Linked DNA regions of Homo sapiens: region 1 is linked to region 2. The links are chromatin loops, found by intact Hi-C in ENCODE. Cell type or tissue: B cell. All regions are shown on one strand. Links, peaks and the distances in the headings refer to the core of each region. The heading gives the core; the rest is flanking DNA.

Evidence for each region. Hi-C counts contacts between places; a loop is a spot of excess contacts. Peaks named below come from ENCODE experiments on the same cell type or tissue, not always from the same donor. Only the 100,000 strongest peaks of a DNase experiment are listed, where the experiment ranks them.
Region 1: it touches region 2 in a loop (4-fold over the local background); 6 of 110 quality-filtered maps call a loop at or near these places.

What each region holds. Positions count from the first base shown.
Region 1 is chr15:52,731,797-52,738,909 of GRCh38, forward strand. No RefSeq gene overlaps it. Among named protein-coding and RNA genes, the nearest start is that of ONECUT1, 55 kb to the right of the region's middle. In B cell, for the core only: CTCF peaks have their summits at 3,863 (motif pointing left) and 4,071; DNase peaks (open chromatin) are centred at 1,555, 1,695 and 3,885; H3K27ac peaks cover 597 bases.
Region 2 is chr15:52,462,988-52,470,100 of GRCh38, forward strand. The region is part of intron 1 of MYO5A (myosin VA); the gene reads right to left. Among named protein-coding and RNA genes, the nearest start is that of MYO5A, 62 kb to the right of the region's middle. RefSeq lists enhancers at 2,776-3,531, 3,176-3,465. In B cell, for the core only: CTCF peaks have their summits at 3,465 and 3,666; DNase peaks (open chromatin) are centred at 1,624 and 3,334; H3K4me3 peaks cover 345 bases; H3K27ac peaks cover 3,572 bases.

The DNA of each region.
Region 1 (7,113 bases), core at 1,204-6,203, 270 kb after region 2:
CCTTTATAGCCCTCCCTCTTTTTGCCTCCTTGCTTTTGCTCCAAGGGTAACTTAGCACTTGGAGAGGGATTTCATCCTTCCCAGCAGCTGCCCTGTGTTCCATGGTCACCACAACAGAGGGTAGAAGCTGGCCTGGCTTAAGGATGATTGAGAGGCTCAATATTTCCTTCAACAAACAAACAAAAAATGCCAAGGCCACCTTAAGGTGGCTTGCTTTAGTAAGAGATAAGCTCATAAAACAGTATTTATTCAATAAAACCTGGCAAAATATTTTAGGAGTAAGTTAAGTTTTGCCAAGAGAAGTGCTTATAAACTTTGAGAGCAAGGTAGACCTTCACATATCCAGGCTTCTTCTACCTGAATTTGTTGCTGCTACTCTTGCTTTTGTCCCTTATGGGTTTAGGGTGCAGGTAGAGACCAGGCAGAGCAGTTGTGAAAGTAGAAGGGGTTGGGCCTTGCCCAGAATGAGGAGTGAGATCAGGATAGCGTTGTAAGTCAAAAATAAAAACAGACAAATCCATTTCCCAAGAGAACACAAGGGAGTTTCCTGTAGAAGCCTGTAACATTCTGATTTCTATACAAAACATTTCATGTTTGTGACTTACTTGATTCTAAGGTTAGAGTTAAGTAGACTCCATTCATATAATGAATAAATAAGTAGGTTTTGTGTTTCATGAGATTAAGATAAATGTGGTCTAACTGAGAAGTACCAGTTTCATACATGTTTGATACTTTATATAACTTGTATAATGATCATTTATGTCACTCAGCTTTTCCGTGTGACACTTTCTCCATTTATAAGATACACTTAGCATTCTGTCAGTTTAGAAACGTTTACCTGAATCTCAAATTTTAGATCTAACTTCCAGGTTACAAAAAATTCAAAGAATAGAGAAAAAGCTGTATAACATCACTAAGAAGCCATTAGACACATCCAGGAGGCCTGGCATTTGGCAGGTCAGCTGATGCCATGTCAACAGTCAGTAGCATGACAGAAAGAGACTGTTAGAGATTGAGAGACTATAGGGACATTAAAAAACAGGTGCAATGTATCGTCTTGTATTGGATCTTAGTTTAGAGAAACCAAGTATAAAGGACATTTTTAGGACAATTTGGGAAATTTGAGTTTTAATTAGGAATTATATATTAAAGAATATAATTATTTTATTTAATTTTTTCCCCAGAAAATCCTTACGCAGAAAGGAATATAACCATACCATTTGGCTACATGTAAAAATGTTATTTTGACTCTAAAAAAAGTTTTATTTGCAAAAGATGTACCCTGAAGTTAAAAAAACAGTGTTTTTCCTCTCCTTGAACTTTGAGTTCTTGAAGGTTACCAGACCAGGATAAACATGGCTATGCTACATTTTCATTTTTGTGCTGGTTGCTCAGAAGCAAGTGTCATTACTGACAACTGGGATGGGGTGTGTGGAGAGGAAATTACAGCAAATCAAAATGTTTGCAGCCATACATGGCTGTGATTCTTGAGTTACCTCTTTGTGGGTGTTGAGTTCTTGTATTAAGTTTTGCACCATCAGCAGAGCAGGACATGTGTTATGTAAAGCCAGGGTTCTTGCATCACAGTATTCAAGCCCTCTTACCCAGATCCTATCACATTCAGCTGCAGATGTAGCAAGAAGTTCCAAAGCAGGAAAAAAAAAAAAAAAAAAAGCATGTCCCAGGACTACAACCTGCCCTCTGGGTCTCAGTATATTATGAATGAAAGTGAACAATAAAGACTCCCTGTTGGGTGGGAAGGCAGAGGGAAGTCACTTGAGGCTTCAGGGCCCTCCAAGCATAGAAACCTCAATCATGCCTGAGTCTCTCTTTTCTAAGAAGTCCTTTCTCAGGAGGAACCAGTGAGAAGAACCAACTATTATCGGTGCGCTCCAGCTTCCTGGGCTGGAAGATTTGGACTAGACCTTGAGGTTCCTATAGAGACAGCTGCCCTTAGTGGCCCCCAACCTGGGCCTGGACCTGAGAGTCAGGAACAGCTCCCATTGGAACTGCCTCTTTAAGCTCATTCCTGTCTGTCCTAATATCCCTCAAGCCTAGGTCCCAGGGAGCCCTGCTGGATTCTGGCTGATTCAGAAGGCCATGTCCTACACATCCTTCCAAGTGGCTGCTCTGCTGAGTGGGCTGGGAGGAGGTGCAGCCTGCTGGGCAGTGAGCGTTGACTGAGTATTTTGATAGCACTGGGGAGCTCTCTGAGCAGGCACCACCATGCCCATCTGTCCATTAGCAGTAGGCTATGGATTAGGAGTGGTAGAAAGGATATCTTTAAATAGATTTCTTTGTTTGTTTGTTTGGTTTGAGGCCTAGTGATTGAGGTCACTCTGGGAAAAGCTTCAGGAAGCTCTGGTCAGAAACTTTGGGTTTTACATTTCACAACAATTATCCTTCCACTGGGGAAAAGAAAAGGTTAGTTAGGTGGGGTAGAGAAATGAGGACCAGAAGTTCCCCGCCTAGGAAAATCAGAATATGAAACATTATTGAAATACATATTAATATTTCATATGTCTTAGTCATGGCTGGGAGGGTTCAGCCTAATTGGCAAACTCAGCTTTATCAGGGAATCCTTGGTATCTGCTGCTGAAATGCAACTCAGATCCTTGTCACCTTTGAGCCTGTCCTTCACAGATAAAAGACATGAGTTTGGAATGGGTTTCTGCACTGTGGAAGGGGGAATAGACTTACTCAACGTCTTGGCTTTAAGTCCTAGCTCTGGTACTTGTTAATCTTGGTATTTTAAATAAGTCTCTTGGCAGGCACGGTGGCTTATGCTTGTAATCCAGCACTTTAGGAGGCCAAGGTGGGAGATCCCTTGAGCCTGGGAGTTGGAGACTAGCCTGGGCAACTTAGTGAGACCATTTCTACAAAAAACTTTAAAATCAGTTGGGCGTGGTGGTGCACACCTGTAGTCCCAGCTAACTCGAGAGGATAGCTTGAGTCCAGAAGGTCAAGGTTGCAGTGAGCTATGATCACACCACTGCACTCCAGCCTGGGTGACCAAACAAACAAACAAACAGAAAAAAACAACAAAAACAAGTTTCTTGACCTCCCCGGGGCTCAGCAACTAACAGATAACTGAGATAACTGTGGTCAGGTATAGGCTCGGGCAACTGCACATGGTGAGCAGATTTTGGGTTTGTGAGAGAAGACAGAAGAGAATTGAGTGGAGCTCCTCCCAGGCCCGCAACAAAAAATTATAAATTTGGAGGCTGGGCATGGTGGCACACACCTGTATTCCTAGCTACCTGGGAGGCTTAGGCAGGAGGATTGCTTGTGCTCAGTAGTTTGAGGTTGCAGAGAGCTGTGATCACACCACTGCATTCCAGCCTGGGTGACAGAGCAAGATCGTCTCCAAATACATACATAGATATGTACACAAATACATAATTTGGCTATAGTTTTATTTTTAAAATATGTTTTAAATGATGGAACTTCCTATACTAGCATATAATTTATAATTTCTTTGTAATTCATTTTTTTGAAAGTGTGAAACATTTGCAAGTCACCCTTTATTCTTCTTTCACCAGTGTGGTATTAATCACCCAGTGATTACCCAGAAGTAATGCTTAGGGCTCCTTCCTGATGCCCCAGGCTAGGGGAAAGCGTAGGGGATAGGGTGGGGATGGGGTAGGGGCAGGTAATTTTGCCTCCAAGCCTTACATCACTGTTTACAAGTTCATTCCTCCCTGCCTCATCATGTAAATCCCCATAAAAATGGCATCTCCCTATAGTGACTGTCCATCAAATAATGACTTTGTCACCTTCTGCTCCTGTGTTCTGGATATCTCATTGTTTTACCTCCCTCTCTTTATGCTCCCTTTTCCCCTGGGTTTTGCTGATGGTAAACTGGTCAAGTGCTGCCACCTACTGGCCAAAATGTATATTACTAAAGAGCTGTGGTCTGGAAAAGGTTAAGGCCCAAGGTGCCTGTGTTACAAATGACTGGATTGCGGCTTTTCACATAATTTTGTTAGCAACCTATCAGCAAAGAAAGAGTTCACAACTGTGCTTTCAGGGAAAAACGAATTTTGACATAGTTGTTTAATGAGTGTTAAAACTTTTTATGTTGAAATAGTTTTAGATTTACAGAAAAGTTGTACAAATGGTACAAGAAGTTCTGCTTGGCCTTTACTCAGGGTTCCCTAATATTAACATTCCTAAGAGTAACTGCAGGACAATAATTGAAACCAGGAAATGGACATTTGTACAATACCGTTAATTACTCCACAGATATAATTTGAAGTTTGCCAGCTTTCTCACTAATGCTCTTTTTCTTGTCCAGGATCCAATGATTCATTATCTTCTATTATATTTATTTGTCTTGTCTCCTGGACTCCTCTAATCTGTGATAGCTCCTCCATCTTTCTTGACCTTCACACTTTATTTTTTTTATTTTTTATTTTTATTTTTGAGACAGGGTCACCCAGGCTGGAGTGCAGTGGCGCGACCATCAGGGCTCACTGCAGCCTCGACCTCCTGGGGTCAGGAACTCCTCCCACCTCAGCCTCGTGAGTAGCTGGGACCACAGGTGCGTGCCACCACACCTAGTGATATGGTTTGGTTCTGTGTCCCCACCCAAATCTCATCTCAAATTGTAATCCCCATAATCCCCAAGTGTTGAGAGAGGGACCGGGTGGGAGGTGATTGGATCACGGGGATGGTTTCCCCCATGCTGTTCTCGGGATAGTGAGTGAGTTCTTACAAGATCTGATGGTTTTATAAGGCAGTTTTCCCTTGCTGGCTCTCCCCTGCCTGCCACCATGTAAGATGTGTTTGCTTCCCGTTCTGCCATGATTGTAAGTTTCCTGAGGCCTCCCTAGCATTGGGGAACTGTGAGTCAATTAAACCTCCTTTGTTTATAAATTACTCAGTCTCGGGTACTATCTTTACAGCAGTGTGAGAATGGACTAACACACCTGGCTAATATATATATATATATATATATATATATATACATATATATATTACATATAAAACCCTGTCCCCACTATATATAGTATATATAGTGTGTATATATATATAGTATATACATAGTGTATATATATACAATATATATAAAACCCTATCCCCACTACATATATAGGTTTTTTTTTTTTATGTTGCCCAGGCTGGTTTTGAACTCCTGGGTTCAAGCCATCTGCCTGTCTCGGCCTCCCAAAGTGCTGGGATTACAGGATTACAGGTGTGAGCCACTGCACCCGACGACCTTCACATTTTTGAAGAGTAATGGTCAATTATCTTGTAAAATGTCCCTCAGTTTGTCCGCTATTTTCTCATGATTAGGTTGAGGTAATCTGTCTTTGTCGAGAATACTGCCATGTTCTTAGTGCATCATATGAGGGGATGCATGATGTTGATACGTCTTATTTATTAGTAGTGATGCTAACTTTCATCTCTTGGTTAAGAAGGGGGGAACTGTCAAGTTCCTCCTGGTTAAATTGCTATTTTTCCTTCACAATTAATAAGTATTGCAGGAAAATGCTTTGAGATTATGCAAATATCCTATATCTTACCATACTTTACCTATTGACTTTAGAATTTCTAGATGGTTCTTGCCTGCAGCAATTATTAATGCGGTATTCGTTTGCATAGTTGTGATTACCTATTTTCATCTTTTCATCTCTCCTACATTTTAAAATAGGAATTCTACTATAAGGAAGAACTGTCCCTTTCCCCCATTTATGTATCTATTCAATTATATAATTAGCTCAGTATGGACTCATGCATATTTTATTCTGTGGACTATAATCCAGTACTATCATTATTTATTTTGTTGTTCAAATTATCCAAGCTTAGGCTTTGGGAGCTCTTTCAAGCTAGCTTCTGTGCCCTTTGACATGCCCCATAATTTTTAAAAAACAGCTTTCTGGAGGTATAATTGACAAATACAAATTGTGCTAATTTACACTGTATAACTTGATATATATATATCAGCTTTCTCAGGAACCTCACAGAGCACACCATGTTATTCTCAGTGTGTGAACTCAGAAAAGGGCACATGAAATCATCTTCCCTGAGCACAGTGACTCAGTTACTACCCAATTATCACAAGTACCCAACCCAGGACCTCAGGACCTTGGCATTTTACCCTGTGGAGAAATAGACTTGGCATGACAAAAGTAACAATTATGAAGAAGTTACAAAGGTTTAAAAAAAAACTTTGAGAGTGGGTGCGGTGGCTTATGCCTGTAATCCCAGCACTCTGGGAGGCCAAGGTGGGCGGATCACTTGTGGTTAGGAGTTTGAGGCCAGCCTGGCCAATATAGTGAACCCCCGTCTCTACTAAAAATATACAAATTAGCTGAGTGTGGTGGTGCACGCCTGTAATCCCAGCTACTCAGAAGGCTGAGGCAGGAGAATTGGTTGAACCCAGGAGGCAGAGCTTGCAGTGAGCTGAGATTACGCCACTGCACTCCAGCCTGGGGTGACAGAACAAGGCTCTGTTTCAAAAAAAATGATTTTGAGTTCTGAAGCTTTCTGAACCACTAACATGTATGGCTGCTGGCTTCCTTGCTGAGAGGGCATGTGAACATCAGCTTGGTGCTTTCATCCTTGGGCAGGGAGGAATGGCAGAGAAGAAGCTCTGAAAAGCATCTCCTCTACAAAGGCGATGAGAACAATGGCAAAAATGGTCAAAGTCAACTTTTTCAGAACTCTGGAAATTATCCAAAGGCTTGCAACAATTGAAGGAATGTTTAAGAAAAACAGCCTGAATCTCAGTAAGAACAGCAGGTTTGTGACATTTTTGTCAGGCCTCTGAGCCCAAGCTAAGCCATCATATCCCCTGTGACCTGCACGTACCTGCACGTACCTGCATGTACACATCCAGATCGCCAGTTCCTGCCTTAACTGATGACATTCCTCCACAAAAGAAGTGAAAATGGCCTGTTCCTGCCTTAACTGATGACATTGTCTTGTGAAATTCCTTCTCCTGGCTCATCCTGGCTCAAAAGCTCCCCAACTGAGTACCTTGTGACCCCCACTCTGCCCACCAGAGAACAACCCCCCTTTGACTGTAATTTTCCTTTACCTACCCAAATCCTATAAAATGGCCCCACCCCATCTCCCTTCGCTGACTCTCTCTTCGGACTCAGCCCG
Region 2 (7,113 bases), core at 1,278-6,277:
AAATTGGGTGGTCGGGTTCTCAGTATGACTGAGAGAAACTGACAGGACAATGGGAATCATAACAGAAAGATCAAAATTGATTGTCAGTCTATTTTAGGTTGTAAAAATCTCATGAACTAAAGGACATTTTTTCTTGAGTGACAGGTACTCCAACTGTATACGCTGAGAGGGTATTTTGAGAGAAAAATGCAGCATAAGCAAACAAAGACTCTAAAAGAACTTGTGCCTCAGCCTTTTCCCCAGATGTCAAGCCGGCATCCTGGCAGTGACTTGACCACACTTTCTTCATCAAGATGGACTTCTCTAGAAATAAGAATTTCATTCTGTCTGTAAAAACTAAGAAAGGATATTATTTCCTTTACCCCTCTATAGTGGCTTTTCAGTTATATTAAAAAACGTCATCCATGAGTTAAGTATTTCTTAAGACATATAAAACTAAAATGTTTAAATATTATAAAACTTACAACTAAAATTGCTTTCTTTTTTTATTATTATAAAATTTCATTTTCCCTGTACTCATTTTTTCCTCATTTTCTTAGTTATTTAAACTTCTCTTACAGACATTTTCATCAGTATTTTAGTATGCTTTATACAGAAGAGGTTTTCTGTTTTGCTAACTTGTTCTACAGATTTCCTAAAAGCTACTGGAAACATTGTTAATCTGTATCTGAAATAATCAGCTACCAACTGTATCAAAAGCACTTCCTTTTATTTGACCTGTGAATTACTTATCTGAAGCTTCAAAAGATGCCTAAGCTATTTTTGTAGTGAATAAGTCAGCATTGCCCTCTTCAGGTGCCTCATAGTGTTAGAAGCTTCCACCAGATCAAAAGTTCATTCTTCATCTTTCCAGATGGAAGAAGAGCATAAATTTTTTAAACAGTGCCTCACATCCTCTTAATCATTCTAGTTTATTTTTAATTTTTCTGAATCTCAATTCCCTTACTTACAAAATAAACCAATTAGACTGTATATACAATTACATTTGAGAACATGGGCTCTGGAGTTAGACAGATCCAGAAGCTCCAATACTTTCCAACTGTGTGACCTTGAACAATTACCCAACTTTCTTCCTCAGGATTCTCATCCATAAAACTGGTTATTAGTAATACCTGCCTCAGAGAGTTGTGATGCAGATAAATTAGATAAGGCTTAAAACCACTACACAGTTTTGTCGCCAGCCCAACCCCAGGCCAAACCCCGATTCAGGTACCTCATTGTGCTGCATCTGAATTCCTTTACTATACTCTACGATGTACTATGTGATCTGGCCCCTACCCACAGGTTTAACAGCAACTCACTGGGGTCTTCTCCCTTCCCCTGAGCTCTGGCTGTGCCAGCCTTCTGTTGTTCCTAGAACACCCAAACTACAAGTTCAATGCCATTGCTGTACCCACTGCCTAGAACACCTTCCCCTCATTTCCCATCTCTTCTTAGGACTAGTTCCTTCTCACTCTTCTGGTCTCAGTTTATATATGCGTTTTTCTCAGAAAAAGTCCACCCTGACTACTCTATAGATTGTTTTGGTTATGTGGGATTCTTTGTGTCCCTAACTAGCCAGAAAGCCTGTGAGGGCAGGGACAACGAACACCGAAACCTAGAACAATGTTTGGTAACTAGCAGGTACTCAATAAATATGTGTGAAATGAAAGTGCTTAGCATAGTGTTTAGCTGACTGAAAAAATAGGTTAGGAGCAGGATGTGAAAGACCTCATGTGCCATGGTAGGCAGTTTGGCCTATATACTGCATGAGACAGGGATTCATCACAGGCTTTTAAGCAGAGTAATGAATGACCAGATGTTTCCAACACCCTAGTTCTAATCAGCAGTCTTTTAATCATAAACAAAAGCACATCTTGTACAACTCCTGCTTATGATTAGTCGTTTTCCTAGTTATGTATATATGACTGTCACTCACATTTAGCCTGTAGACAGGATTTATCTAATATACACATAATTGCTTCCAAAATGTCATCCATATTAGGCAAATAGAGACTGTATTGGCCACACTGGGAGTCAGCTTTACCTAAGGGCAGGGGCAAGGAGGGACATTTCACTGGTATTACCTCATTAATGATGAGCACTAGAAGGGAGATTCTTGACCTGGAAACAGCAGCCTTGGTAGTAAGGTCAGGGCAAGATTATTACGGAATTCTATAATGAGCTGGCTTTGAGAGGGCAAATGAGTAGGCCATCTTGCTGCTGGCTGAGACACCTTAAGCAAAAAAGCCCTGTTGGCCTGCATCTTTAAGTGGAAGTGTTAAACTTTGGGCTGCATGATGCTTTCTTATTAACTCCTCCCATGATCCCCTATCCTTGCCCCTTTTATTAAGTGTCCTTTTAGCTTAATTTTAGCCGAGAAAAGCAGCTATGAAAGTTGATCTAGGTTTTATAATTTTGAAAGAATGGTTGGTATAAAATATTTTTCAGAAAAATAAAAAACTTCTGGGTGCCAAAATACATCATAAACAAACCCAAAATACAGGGTGACCAAAAATATATTTGTAAAAAAGCAAAGTCCCTTAATGTATAAAGAACTTTTGCCTGTAGTCCCAGCTACTTGGGAGGCTAGGGCAGGAGGATTGCTTGAATTCAGGAATTCGAAAGTATAGTGCGCTATGATCATGCCACTGCACTCCAGCCTGAGCAACAGAGCAAGACCCTGTCTCTAGAAAATAAATAGAATAAATTTAAAAAGACTTTTAAAAAGAACTCTTACAAATCATTAAGAAAAAGATACATCTTGAGATTTTTTTCGCCCAAGATGGCTGACTAGAGGCTTTTCTAGCACACTTCATAAACTCAGAAGAACCAAAATAGTGTGTAGACAATCATACTTTGAACATATTATCCATGATAATATGTTTGACATGAAAAGCAATGAGTCCAACAGAAAAGCAAAAAGAAACTCCAAAATCTGAGAAGAAGGAAGGTAGGTAGCCCGTATGGCCAGGACCGGCCAAAAACCAGGAGTGAATCCCCAATATGGAAAAGGGTACATATCTCTCTGTGGTCCACTTTCCCACTAGGGAATCGAGCAATCCAGACCACAGGAAAGTACCTTGCCCCTTCTAAGCCCTAGATCTAACATGCGGAGCAGCCAGGAGACTGTGAGAAGGAACTGCTTGAGGAAGTATCCCAGGCATTCCTTCAGACTGGACACCTACAGCAGGACCCTATTCTCTTTCCTAGCTCTTACTTAGCAAGCTGCACCTCACACGCCTGGGAGCTAGCCACAGCAGCAGCAGTCTTTGGCAGTAGAGAGACTCAGGCTGGGGCTTGGGGAACTGAAACCTGTGGGAGGGGCTCCCACAGCCAGAACTGAGAAATGAGTGTGGTATGGGCTCCAGCTGCTGGTGCTGAAACTGGGCTCCCCCCAACCCCACCCATGGACCAGAGGAGGAGAAGTGCCAGAGAGGTGTAGTATTGAGCTGCACAGTGACTCCTATAGCCCAAGACTGCACTGCAGACGAGAAGCAAACTGTAGTGACTAAGTGAACAGCCAGACTGGCTAACATAGTTGAGATGGGGGCATGAACCTTGCCAAGACTGGGGTGTAAGAGGGAAGCAGGTCCCATGTCTGCCAGCCAAGGCTGTGAAGCTAGAACCACCCTCCCTTCCCAGGCTGAGACATCAGCATAACAGTGGTCAGCCCTAACCCAGGTATTTTACCAGAGGCCTAAATCAGGGTAGGTAGCCACTCCCATCAGGGTAGGTGGTCTGAGTGCAGGCCTAGCTAACTTAGCTCCATTCCAGCTTTGCCCCCCACTCCAAGATAGGGTGCAGGATCCAGGCCCCTGGGGGTTCCATGGCCCAATCCACCTTCTGGGACAGCCTGAAGAGCCCACTGCAACAATTAACACAAGAGCACAGCACTTGAGAAAGAGAAGAGCTTCTCACAACTACTGCCCCTATCACCCATGACATCACAGCTGCACAGGAGGTTGTGTGTCTGCTCACTGCCTGGTACGCCACTACAACCAGCATTCAAGAAAGCTACCGCATTAAGGCTATGTATATCCAAGGAAATCATACAAAGTCTTTGTCACTTCATGCAGACAAATGGCCCTACCCAATCAGCATCATAGTCACATCTTCAGATACACAGAAATCAACATATAGGAAGTATGAAAAAGCAAGGTATTATGGCGCCCTCAAAGGAACAAAATAATTATTTGGCAATAGATCCTAAGCAGAACAAAAATCCTTGAAATGTCGATAAATAATTCAAAGTATTGATTTTAAAGAAGCTCAATGAGATGCAAGAGAAATCTGCAAACTAATATAAAGAAAATCAGAAAATCAATTTAGGATGCACATGAGGAATTTACAGGAGACAGATTTCAAAAACAAACAGAAATTCTGGGTCTGAAAAATTATTGAAGGAATTACAAAATACATTTGAAATGCTTCAAAAATAGACTAGACTAAGCAGAAAAAAAGAATCTCAAAACTTGAAGACAAGTCTTTTGAAATAACATAATCAGACAAAAGTGAGGAAAAAAGAATGAATAAAGACATCAAGATATTAGGGTCTACATAAGGCAACCAAGCTTACGAATTATTGGTATTCTCAAGGAGGAAGAAAATGCAAAAAGTTCTGAAAACCTATTTAAGGAAATAATTGATGAAAATTTCCCAAGTCAAGAAAGAGATTTAGACATCCAGCTACAGGAGGCCCAGCAATCCCCAGGAAAATAAACTGCAAAAAAAACTTCACCACAGCATATTATCATCAGACTGTCTAAAGTCAAAGTGAAGGAAAAAAATTTTAAATCGGCAAGAGAAAAGCACACTTAGTTGCCTATAAAGGAAACCCCATCAGACTAATGGCACACTTCTCAGCAGAACTCTCACAGGCCAGAAGAGAATGGGATGGCATTTTCAAAGTGATGAAAGAAAAAAGAAAAACCTAGCAGCCAATAATTTTATGTCCAGCAAGATTAAGCTTCATAAAACAAAACCTCACATATCAGCGAATTAATAAGAAAAAGATAAACAACCTAGTAGCAAATAGGCAAAAGAAAAAAACAGGTAGCGAACAGAAGCACCATTTAAAAAGTTAAACAAAGAAAAGATGGACCAGGTGCAGTGGCTCATGTCTGTAATCCCAGCACTTTGAGAAGCTGAGGCATGAGGATTGCTTGAGCCTAGGAGTTGGAGACCAGCCTGGGCAATACAGTGAGACCTCATCTCTAGACAAAATTGTCCCAACTATTCGGGAGGATCACCCGAGCTGGGAAGGCAGAGGCTGCAGTGAGCCGAGGTCACACCACTGTACACCAGCCTGGGTGACAGAATGAGATCCTGTCTCAGAAAAATAAAAAATTAAAAAGATGTGCAGTCTCACTAATAATTAAGCAAATGCAAATTTAAAATACAGTATTAGGCCAGGTACAATGGCTAATATCTATAATCCCAGCATTTTGAGAGGCTGAGGTGGGAGTACTGCTTGAGCCCAGGAGTTCAAGCCCAGCTTGGGCAAGACGGTGAGACCCCGTCTCTACAAAAATGTAAAAAAAATTTTTTTTAATTAGCTGGGTGTGGTGGTGTGCACCTGTAGTTCCAGTTACTTGGGAGGCTGGGGTGGGAGAACCACTTGAGCCCAGGAGTTCAAGGCTGTAGTGATTTATGATCATGCCAGTGCACTCCAGCCTTGGTGACAGAGACAGACCCTGTCTCTATAAAACATAATAACAAAATATTTAAAAGTTGCAAATTAAATTTGAAAATATTTAAAGGATTGAAAATAACCTGTGTTAGGAAGAAAGTGGACAAACAGGTATTTTCATATATTGGTGATGGAATCAACAGGCACAACCTTTGAGAGAGCAATTTGGTAATTTCTTCAACAATGTGAAATACATATTTCAGGGATGCATACTGAAATAGGTGGTGAGGGAACCTTTAATTTTGTACTTTACATACTTCCATATTTCTCATTTTTTCATGAGTAAGTACTATTTTTACAATAAAACCAAAAGTTTTTAAAATATACATATCCTTGAATCAGAAAGTTCATATATAAAATTTTCCCACGGAGATACTAAAAAATACAAATAATTATTTCTAAAAATGTTCTGCAGCATTGTTTGTAAAAGTGAAAAATTGGAAATTACACAAAGGCTAATTCATATATGTATATTAGTGTAAAGGTTAACTATAATAATATACAGTTGACCCTTGAACAACATGTGGGTAAGCAGTGCCAATCCCCTGCACAGTTGGAAATTTGTGTGTAACTTTTGACTCCCCAAAAACTTTACTACTACTAATAGCCTCCTATTGACCAGAAGTTTTACTGATAACATAAACAGTTGATTAACACATATTCTGTATATGTATTAAAATACCATATTTTTACAATAAAGTAAGCTAGAGAAAAGAAACTTATTAAGAAAATCAAAAGGAAAAGAATATATTTACTATTTAGTAAGTGGAAGTGGAGAATCATAAAGGTGTTCACCTTGTCATCTTCATACTGAGTAGGCTGAGGAGGAGGAGGAAGAGGAGGGCTTGGTCTTGCTGCCTCAGGGATGACAGAGGCAGCAGAGATAGAGGAGACAGAAGGGGAGGCAGGAGAAACAGGCACACTTAGTGTAACTTTACAGAAATACGTCATAATTTCTGTCTTTTTTGCTTTTCCATTCTCTAAGAATGTTTCTATAAGGGTACCAATCCTTCTGCAACTGTTTGATTTTGTTTCAGTGCCCAAATCATAGGAGGGTTCATGTAAAAGAAGTCAAAAGCAGTCTTGAAAAATCAGAACTCTTCTGCTAGATTGTCTAATGTCAATTTGCTTCCTGACACTGCTACTTCTGTATCTTTTTTCTCACAGTCCGGCACTGGTTCAGATATACTCATCTCCATCAAGTTGGCTTCCGTTAATTGCTTTGGTGTAGTGTCTATTTGCTCTTGAATTTCTCCAAGATTCATAGCCCAAAACTCTTCACTCCCCACCCTTTTTGCCACATCCATAATCTCTTTCATGATTTCCTTGATTGGCACTGTTGTAAATCCTACGAAGGCATTCACAACATCTGGACGATTTTCTACAGCACCAATTTATTGTTTTGGGCTGCATGGCTTTCACAGCGTTTTCTATAACAATAA